Regions from separate parts of the Homo sapiens genome. Here region 2 is linked to region 1. The links are chromatin loops, found by intact Hi-C in ENCODE. Cell type or tissue: breast epithelium. All regions are shown on one strand.

What was found. Peaks named below come from ENCODE experiments on the same cell type or tissue, not always from the same donor. Only the 100,000 strongest peaks of a DNase experiment are listed, where the experiment ranks them.
Region 2: it touches region 1 in a loop (12-fold over the local background); 1 of 110 quality-filtered maps calls a loop at or near these places.

Annotation. Positions count from the first base shown.
Region 1 is chr1:204,078,141-204,082,140 of GRCh38, forward strand. All of the region lies in intron 1 of SOX13 (SRY-box transcription factor 13), which reads left to right. Among named protein-coding and RNA genes, the nearest start is that of SOX13, 7.0 kb to the left of the region's middle. RefSeq lists enhancers at 1-288, 289-1,217, 2,301-2,595. In breast epithelium, no CTCF peak of the experiment used is centred here; a DNase peak (open chromatin) is centred at 2,431; H3K4me3 peaks cover 1,078 bases; H3K27ac peaks cover 3,250 bases.
Region 2 is chr1:204,460,969-204,464,968 of GRCh38, forward strand. It overlaps PIK3C2B (phosphatidylinositol-4-phosphate 3-kinase catalytic subunit type 2 beta), which reads right to left. Exons shown (of 33, transcript NM_001377334.1): 4 at 3,482-3,636; 5 at 3,044-3,164. Among named protein-coding and RNA genes, the nearest start is that of PIK3C2B, 32 kb to the right of the region's middle. RefSeq lists a silencer at 1,233-1,527. In breast epithelium, no CTCF peak of the experiment used is centred here; no DNase peak of the experiment used is centred here; H3K27ac peaks cover 2,928 bases.

The sequences.
Region 1 (4,000 bases):
AGGCTAATGGCTGATGATGTCTGCGGCAGCAGTGCTCCATGAATGGTAAGGGCTCTGGGGTTTTCTGTTGCCAGACAAGTGTCGGTTGAGCTAGGCCTATTCCACCAAGGGATCTAGGTGTCCTTGCCCTTGAGAGGCTGACACTGGATTCTACAAAGATTTTCTCCTCTCTGGGGGTGCTTTGAGATCGGTCCTTATTGGGCAGCTCCCCTGGGTAAGTCTCCAGGAAGCTGACACCACCGGAAAAAGTGGAATTCAAATGCAGCTGTGCTCCTGAGCCCCCTCCCCCAGCCACATTCAGGGGTGAAGCTGAGTGTTTGAAAAGGGCTCTGTGCTGGGAGGGCCGGCCAGGCACACAGTAAATCGTGCTTTGAATGGGAGTTATTTTTGTGCCCAGTGTTTGCTTAAGAGGGCTCGCTCCTGCCTGAACTCGTTGCGGTCCTCACCCTTTGCTAGTCCCCTTTCTGGAACCCGGATGTGTCAGCCAGGGAGGCCATCACAGTGCCTTTTACCAGATGGGGAACTAGACCCATGGAGGATTGCTTTCCCTCTCCTGTCAGCTCCCTGCCCCGAAGCAGGAAGGCATGCTCTAGATGGTGGTCTTTGCCTCGGTGACTACCCCCCTTTTGACTGGCCCTTCCTTAGTTCTTGGGAAGACTTGATTCAGAGATTGCTATAGGCCAGCTCAGCAGGGTTCCTCCGACCTCTGTCAGCTTCTCTGATAAAGAGTGACTGCTTTTTAAAAAATGCAAATACTTTCTCTGAGGAGCAGAGATATGGTAGTTCCCTCCTAAGAGCACTTGCTGTATGCCATGGACCCAGCTTAAAGCCCCATGGTGATGAAGCCTTTGCAGCTCCCCTAGGAAAAGATTTCTGGGCCGGGCACGGTGGCTCACGCCTGTAATCCCAGCAGTTTGGGAGGCCAAGGCGGGCGGATCACGAGGTCAGGAGATCGAGACCATCCTGGCTAAGACGGTGAAACCCTGTCTCTACTAGAAATACAAAAAATTAGCCGGGCGTGGAGGCGTGTGCCTGTAGTCCCAGCTGCTGGGGAGGTTGAGGCAGGAGAATGGCATGAACCCGGGGCCAAGATCGAGCCACTGCACTCCAGCCTGGGTGACGGAGCAAGACTCCGTCTCAAAAAACAAACAAACAAAAAAAAGATTTCTGTCCAGCCTGTGGTGTGGTCCACAGCATAGAACATTTTTTTTTTTTTTTTTTTTGAGACAGAGTCTTGCTCTGTCGCCCAGGCCTGAGTGCAGTGGTGCAATCTTGGCTCACTGCAACCTCCGCCTTCTGGATTCAAACAATTCTCCTGCCTCAGCCTCCTGAGTAGCTGGGATTACAGGCATGCGCCACCACGCCCGGCTAATTTTTGTATTTTTAGGAGAGTTGGGGTTTCACCATGTTGGCCATGGCTGGTCTCGAACCCCCGACCTCAGGTGATCCGCCCACCTCAGCCTCCCAAAGTGCTGGGATTACAGGTGAGAACCACCGAGCCTGGCCTCACAGCATAGAACCTTGTAGCTACCACCTGCTACTCCAGGTGGCTCTCCCGCCTTAGTGGGTGGCAGGGGGTCCTTCCTGCTTTAGGAATGCCCTGAGGCCTGCCTCCCTGCTCACTCCTGGCAAGAGCACATTGTGGTGCTGTCAGGGAGGACCTCCATGGTCTCAGATGGAACAGCAGCAGTGGTCAGACCTCCTAGAGGCTGTGAGGTGAGGAGGAAGTGGCTGAGGTTTCCCCTGCCTCCTCCTAAGGTCATCCATGGGCAAACCAAAGCTGCAGGATGTGCTGTGTGTGTGGCCTGGTATCTCAGAGTCCTGGGTGTGCACAGGGTGTGCACAGCTAGGAGACGTCCCGAGATCTGTACCCACATGTTGAGGGCTTCAGCCAGGGGTGTTTTTTGGGGGAGCGGAATTTGTGTGGCATAGTAGAGGAAAAGAAGGAAGAAGTGGGGACAGTATCTCCAGCTGCCACCTTTCTTCCCAAATAGCTTTGGATACCCAGGCCCTTTTGGTCACAGGAAGTCTGACACTGGGAAGTCATCAAATTTGGAATTCAGTTCCCTCCACTCTCCCCCCAGCGGTGGCCTTAGCATTTAAATAGCCTTGGCATGAAGCCCTATAAACTGCCCAAGGGATTGGGGCAGGGTTAGGGGGAGGGGTATTGGTGTTACCCCCAACATTGTCCCCCTGTGTCTTCTGGGGACATGTCCAAGCTAGGGTGTCAGTGTTTTGGCTTGAGAGGAGAGAGGGGAAGGGGCCACAGACTGGGCAGGAGCCCTCCTGGCTCCCCTCCCGCTCTGGTGGTTTTGATCGTAATCCCTGCCTGCCAAGCCTGGAGCTCCCTGGGGGATCCGCCCCAGAGGAGGCCCGACTGTTCTCCTCCCCTCTGCCTTACCTCCCCCAGTCCCCGCCCCCTGCTTGACTCAGAATGGAATGTGCAGCCTGTGGAACAAGATGGGGTGAGAACTAGTTCCCAGAGGGCCTTGGTCCCGCCCCTCCCATCCCCCAACAAAGGGGGTGAGGAACCTGGAGGCAGGGCCTGCTCCCAGGTATGGCTGGTGTTTCCCTGATGCAGACTCAGGTCCTGTGCTGAGTTGGTGCAGAGGCAGGCAGGTGCTGTGGGGGTCCAGGACTAGCCATTTGAAGGTTTTCATATAAGTCCACCATGCGGGGCAGGTGCTGAGTTAGAGAAAGTGCAGCAGGCAGAGCAGCTCCAACTCCAGCTTCTGTAGCTGGGGGTGGTCAATATCCTTTGTTGACTTTTTTTTTTTTTTTTTTTTGAGATGGAGTTTCACTCTTGTTGGCCAGGCTGGAGTATGCAATGGTGCCATCTCAGCTCACCGCAACATCCGCCTCCCAGGTTCAAGCAATTCTCCTGCCTCAGCCTCCTGAGTAGCTGGGATTACAGGCATGCGCGACCATGCCTGGCTAATTTTTTGTATTTTTAGTAGAGACGGGATTTCTCCATGTTGGTTAGGCTGGTCTCGAACTCCCGACCTCAGGTGATCCGCCTGCTTTGGCCTCCCGAAGTGCTGGGATTACAGGCATGAGCCACCACTCCCAGCCATGACTTCTTTCTTTTTTTTAAAGATCGTGGCTCATATTCGTTTTCTTATTTCTGTAGTCTCTAAGAGTAATACAACAATGTGTATCACTTTCGTCATCAGGATGAAAAGGATTTAAAATAAATCTAATATTTCCAGATAGTGAAACAGAAATGTCATCAGTGTTTGTTTCCACGGAAGACCAAGAGGAGTCACGGTTTGACCAGCGCTAAGAGGGGATGTGGCAGGAAGAGTGGTTGTGCAAATGTGTCAGACTGGGCTGATGCCCTTTCACGATGACAACTGAGTGGGCCCCACGGACCCCCTGGCGGGCTCTGGGGGTGGGGGTTGGGGGGTTGCCTGGGACTCATGGGGCCTCCTGCTTTGGCCCTGGCGCCTAGGAAAGGCTAGACAGGGAGGGGAGCCTTGGCGTGAGCTGCCCTCACACTGACTTAAAAGCATTAACTCTTGCCTGGCCACACAAGGCAGGACCTGGCACTCCTCAGAGTGGAGGGTGAGGAGGGTTTTCTGTCTTAGCCCTCAGCCTGTGTGGGGTATGAGGTCCCCCACCCTCATGCGAACAACCTCTCCCCACCCTCCAGCCCTACTGAAGGAGTCTGAAGTCACTCAACCATCCTTGTGAGGTTTTGGTTCTGGCCTGTTCCATGAGGGTGGGGTAGGGTGGGGAAAGAAGGGGGAATAAAATGTAGTGGGGAGGGGTGGAAGGAAGCCTGTGTGCAGGTACAGCCGTGGCTCAGAGGCAGGTGGGGTGAGGGCAGTGGGGCTTGAATAGGGCGCTGTCGAAAGCAGAGGGAGTGGCCCCTTCAGCCCCTGCTGTTTCTCAGGCTTGCCCGGCTCCTCTTTTCTTGGCTGGTGGTGGGGTGTGTGTGGGGGGGAGGGAAGCTGAGTGTGATGTGTGTGTGAGTGTAATGTGAGTGTGATGTGTGTGT
Region 2 (4,000 bases), 380 kb after region 1:
GCGGGGAAACAGAGGCACATCACAGGGAGCAGTTGCTGAAGCCCTATCTTCTGGGCCTCTGTATAGGGGACAACCAGGAAGAGACATGTTGGAGTCCACCTGTGCTCAGGCTCCAGGGTGGGAGCTCAGCGAGAGACCCCTCTTCCAATGCTACCAACTAGGGTGCTGAGGCCAAAAAAACTTGGGGCAAGCCTACCAAGCCTCCAGATCAGTGTCCCCACCCAACTTCTTTTTCTGCCTTCCATCTGTTGGCCCTGCCTGCTTGTGAATAACCTTACAAATTTCTATGACTTCTTGAAAAGTCCCAAATGCATGCCAGTCCCACCTGCTCAAGCACCCATGTGTGAGACTCCCCCTTTCAGAGAGAAGGCCTAGGAGCCCTCGGCGATCCAACCTCTTCCTCTCTCCCAAATCACACCTTCAACAGCAAGGAAACCCAAGAGGAGGGGCAGAGGGAGAACTACCTCCAGGCCAGCACTGCAGGCCTGGGCCTGGCCTCAGCAGCTGGGTAACAGAAGCCGGAAAAGGACTTCCTTCCTCAGCAGAGCTGGGAATCTAGGCCAGAAATGGAGAGGAGAGGACAGGAGCATAAGGGGGGCAGTATATGTAAAAGCTGGCGGAGGTGCAGGGCCCAGGGTCGTCTAGGTCCCATGAGGGCTCGAGTGAGGGGTTCTCCACATCCTGAGAGGACCAAATCTCCGATCTAGACCCTCTCAGATCTAAGACTGAAGTGCAGCCAAAACCTGGAGGTGGTGAGGCTGGGCTGTGGGGCTGGGCCTGGTGGGAGAGCCTGGGAGGAAGGAAGAGTGTGGTGGGGCTGGGGGAGGTGGCAGGAAACCCAACCCTCCCACGGGACTGCCTCAAGGTTCTTATCTGAGAGCAGCCTGCATCCTGAACCCACTCACCCCCTCAGTATCAGCCCCTCCTGCCAGGCAGGGGTAGAAAATCTCAGGGCTTCCTTGGGAACTAGCAGATTTCTGGAACCCCCGGAGCGTCCTTTCCACCCCCATCCCAGGCAGTTGTCATGTGTTGGGGGTCTGGGGGCTGGGCCAGGAGACAGCATTGTGCTTTTCTGTTGGGTGGGAGTGGGGCTCCTAGGCCAGGAGTCATGCACACAGGTCCCCTGGGGACTTGCTTGATCTTCTCTGTGGAAGGCCTTCCTCTCTGTGCATTCAAGTGAGAGTATGAGGGGTGTGATCTGAGGACCGCTGACCCTGTCCCACCTCACTAAGAATATTTCACCTGAGTCTTAGCAGGAAGGTAGAACTTGACAGCTCCCACTACCTCCGGACCCAGGGGCTCCAGGATTTGGGGTGCTGCAAGGGAAATGGCAGTATCTGTGCAGCCCAGAGCCCTAGGACTTCTCTCCGTGGGCTGCTCCTTCCCTGCTGGTATTTACTGATTGCTCACAGGTCATTCTCACATTTCACCCTCACTGCAGCTTACAGAGGGCCCTGAGCATCAATCAGCCTTCACAACTAGTAAGTGGCAAGTCCGAATTCAAACCTGTGTAATGGCGTCAGCAGGAGCTCCAACTTATCCACTATGTCCCCTTTTTCCCTTCTAACAGTGGCAGGCCACCTGGCACTCTCTCTGCCAGGCAACCCTGAGTCTAGGACCCCTCCTGTTCCTCTAGGGGAAAAGTGTGTACATAAGTGAGTTTAAAGGTGGGGCACATTTGAAGGGTACCCTGGAGTTGTACCATACAGAACCCTGCCTCTTTCCTTTCCCTTAGCTTCGAGATGAGGAGGCAGAGGCCAGAAAGGACCCCACAATATCCTTAAATTTGAAATAAGCCCAGATAGCTGGGCACAGTGGCTCACACCTGTAATCCCAGCACTTTGGGAGGCCAAGGCGGGCAGATCACCCGAGGTCAGGAGTTCGAGACCAGCCTGGCCAACATGGTGAAACCCAGTCTCTATTAAAAAATACAAAAATTAGCCGGGCGTGGTGGTGCTTATGCCTGTAATCCCAGCTACTCAGGAGGCTGAGGCATGAGAATCGCTTGAGCCTGGGAGACGGAGGTTGCAGTGAGCTGAGTGAGATGGCGCCACAGCACTCCAGCCTGCACGACAGAGTGAGACTCTGTCTCAAAAAAAGAAAGAAGTCCAGAAATGAATCTTCCATCCTGACTGCCAAATCTTATGCTCTAGACATAGATCAACCATCCTTGCATCTAGACCTGAATGTAAGAGAGAGAAAAAGCAAGCAGTGGCACTTATAGGGCACTCCTAAGAAGTGAGACACAGGTCTCTCCTTTCTCTATTCCCAAAACGTGCTTCCTCCAAGTGGACAGAGACTGGGGGCAGGAGCGGCTCTGAAGCCTAAGAGAGGAAAGCAGATCTTATCTGTCTGCTGTCACACAGCTGTACCATCTGAGAAGTGATAACCTTGCCCCTGCCTCTCTTCCACTGCAGCCCTCCAGAGCCCAGGGTAGTGGAAAGGGGGTTGCCTCAGCTGGTCCACATCAGACTTTCCAGGGAGGCTGCTTTCCAGAGAGGGCACTGGATGGAGAGGAGCTGGAGGCACGCCTTTGGGAGGAGGATAACTAGCTGCACGGGCCAGCTGGGGAAAAGACTTGTTGGCAGGAGAATGGGGAGAGACAGTAATTGTAATTTCTCCCCTGGGCTCCACAAGGGAACTTCTGCCCAGTCCTCATTTTGCCCCAGCCATAAAAACACCACACATAATCTAGAGCAGGAGATACAGCACTACCCATATAGTCTCCCCAAGCCCACCCCTCCCCACAAATACACACATCTCTCCATAAGCAGAATCTGCAAGCAGATATGACCTAGTCTTTGCCTAATCCCAGCTCCAAGCTCTTTCCACAGCAGACTTGGCTCAGGACGTCAGCCAACCCTGCTGGAAGACAGAGCTCCTGGGGAAAGTGCTACGTGGCCGAGAGTGTGCCCAGAAAGCAGGAGTCTTGACTGTGGGATTGGGGCGGAGCTGCCAGGCCGGTCCCAGCACCAATCCCATGAAGCCCCCTCACAATCTTACTACCAGGAAGGCAGGGGCTACCTCCCACCCATTCACTCACTTCTGCAGGAACTCCTCCAGCCCGCAGGGCTTTAGCACAAAGTCACCCACGTCCACATTCCTCAGGTCATCATGGGTGTAGCACAGGGTCTGGTAGATAAGCAAGTCTACAGTGGAGGAACCTGTGAAGGGTAAGGTAGGGGGAGCAATCATGATGGATGTCAAGGCAGATGGGTCTCAGTTTCCCCACCCTGATCCCCCTTTCCAGCTAAGTATTCTCCAGCACCATCACCAACCAGATAAAGCAGGCAAGTAGTTCAGAGTTGAGGAAAGTGACTGTACTAGAATGCTGGCCCCATAGCCAGCCCCTCACCCCCAAAGGAGCATCCTCACTGCCCTTCATCTGGGCCACAAGATGAGGTGGAAATCGAGTCAAAACACAGTCATCCCCACCCCACTTCAAGGGATGCTCACATCCTCTCCCCCCTCACTAACTTACAGTTGCAGGTGAAAGTGAGTGCCTCTTGAAGCCTGTCACACAACACAGTCACCTTCAGGTTGACCTCATCCCCGAGGTGCTCTGGGCTAGGGGTGACAGCACTCCAGACATAGCCAGTGAGGAAGTAGTCTTGGATGTCAGAGCCAGATCGAAGGCTGTACAGGAAGAAAAAAAACCCTCACTGTGCCTTTAGAAGAGAGTAGTCAAGAAGACATCTGTTGGGAACCTCATGCTCTGAGGCTCAAGAGCCCCTCTGTCCCCACTCAGCCCAGCCCTCCAAATTTGCAGGCCAGGATGGGGGCAGTGGGGTAGCAGCTCTGAGAAACCCCCTTCTTGACACTTCTCTTATAATTGCAAAATGTTTCCCACCATTGAACAGTACAAATAGTTCTAAAATGACAAAGCTTTCCATGCTAAGTTTAATGGAAAATTTTTTATGAATCCATTTCCTTTCTCTTTTAGTTCCAGATAACACTCTTATCGCCAGCTGGGGTGCATTTGCTCTTAAGGGCAACTGAG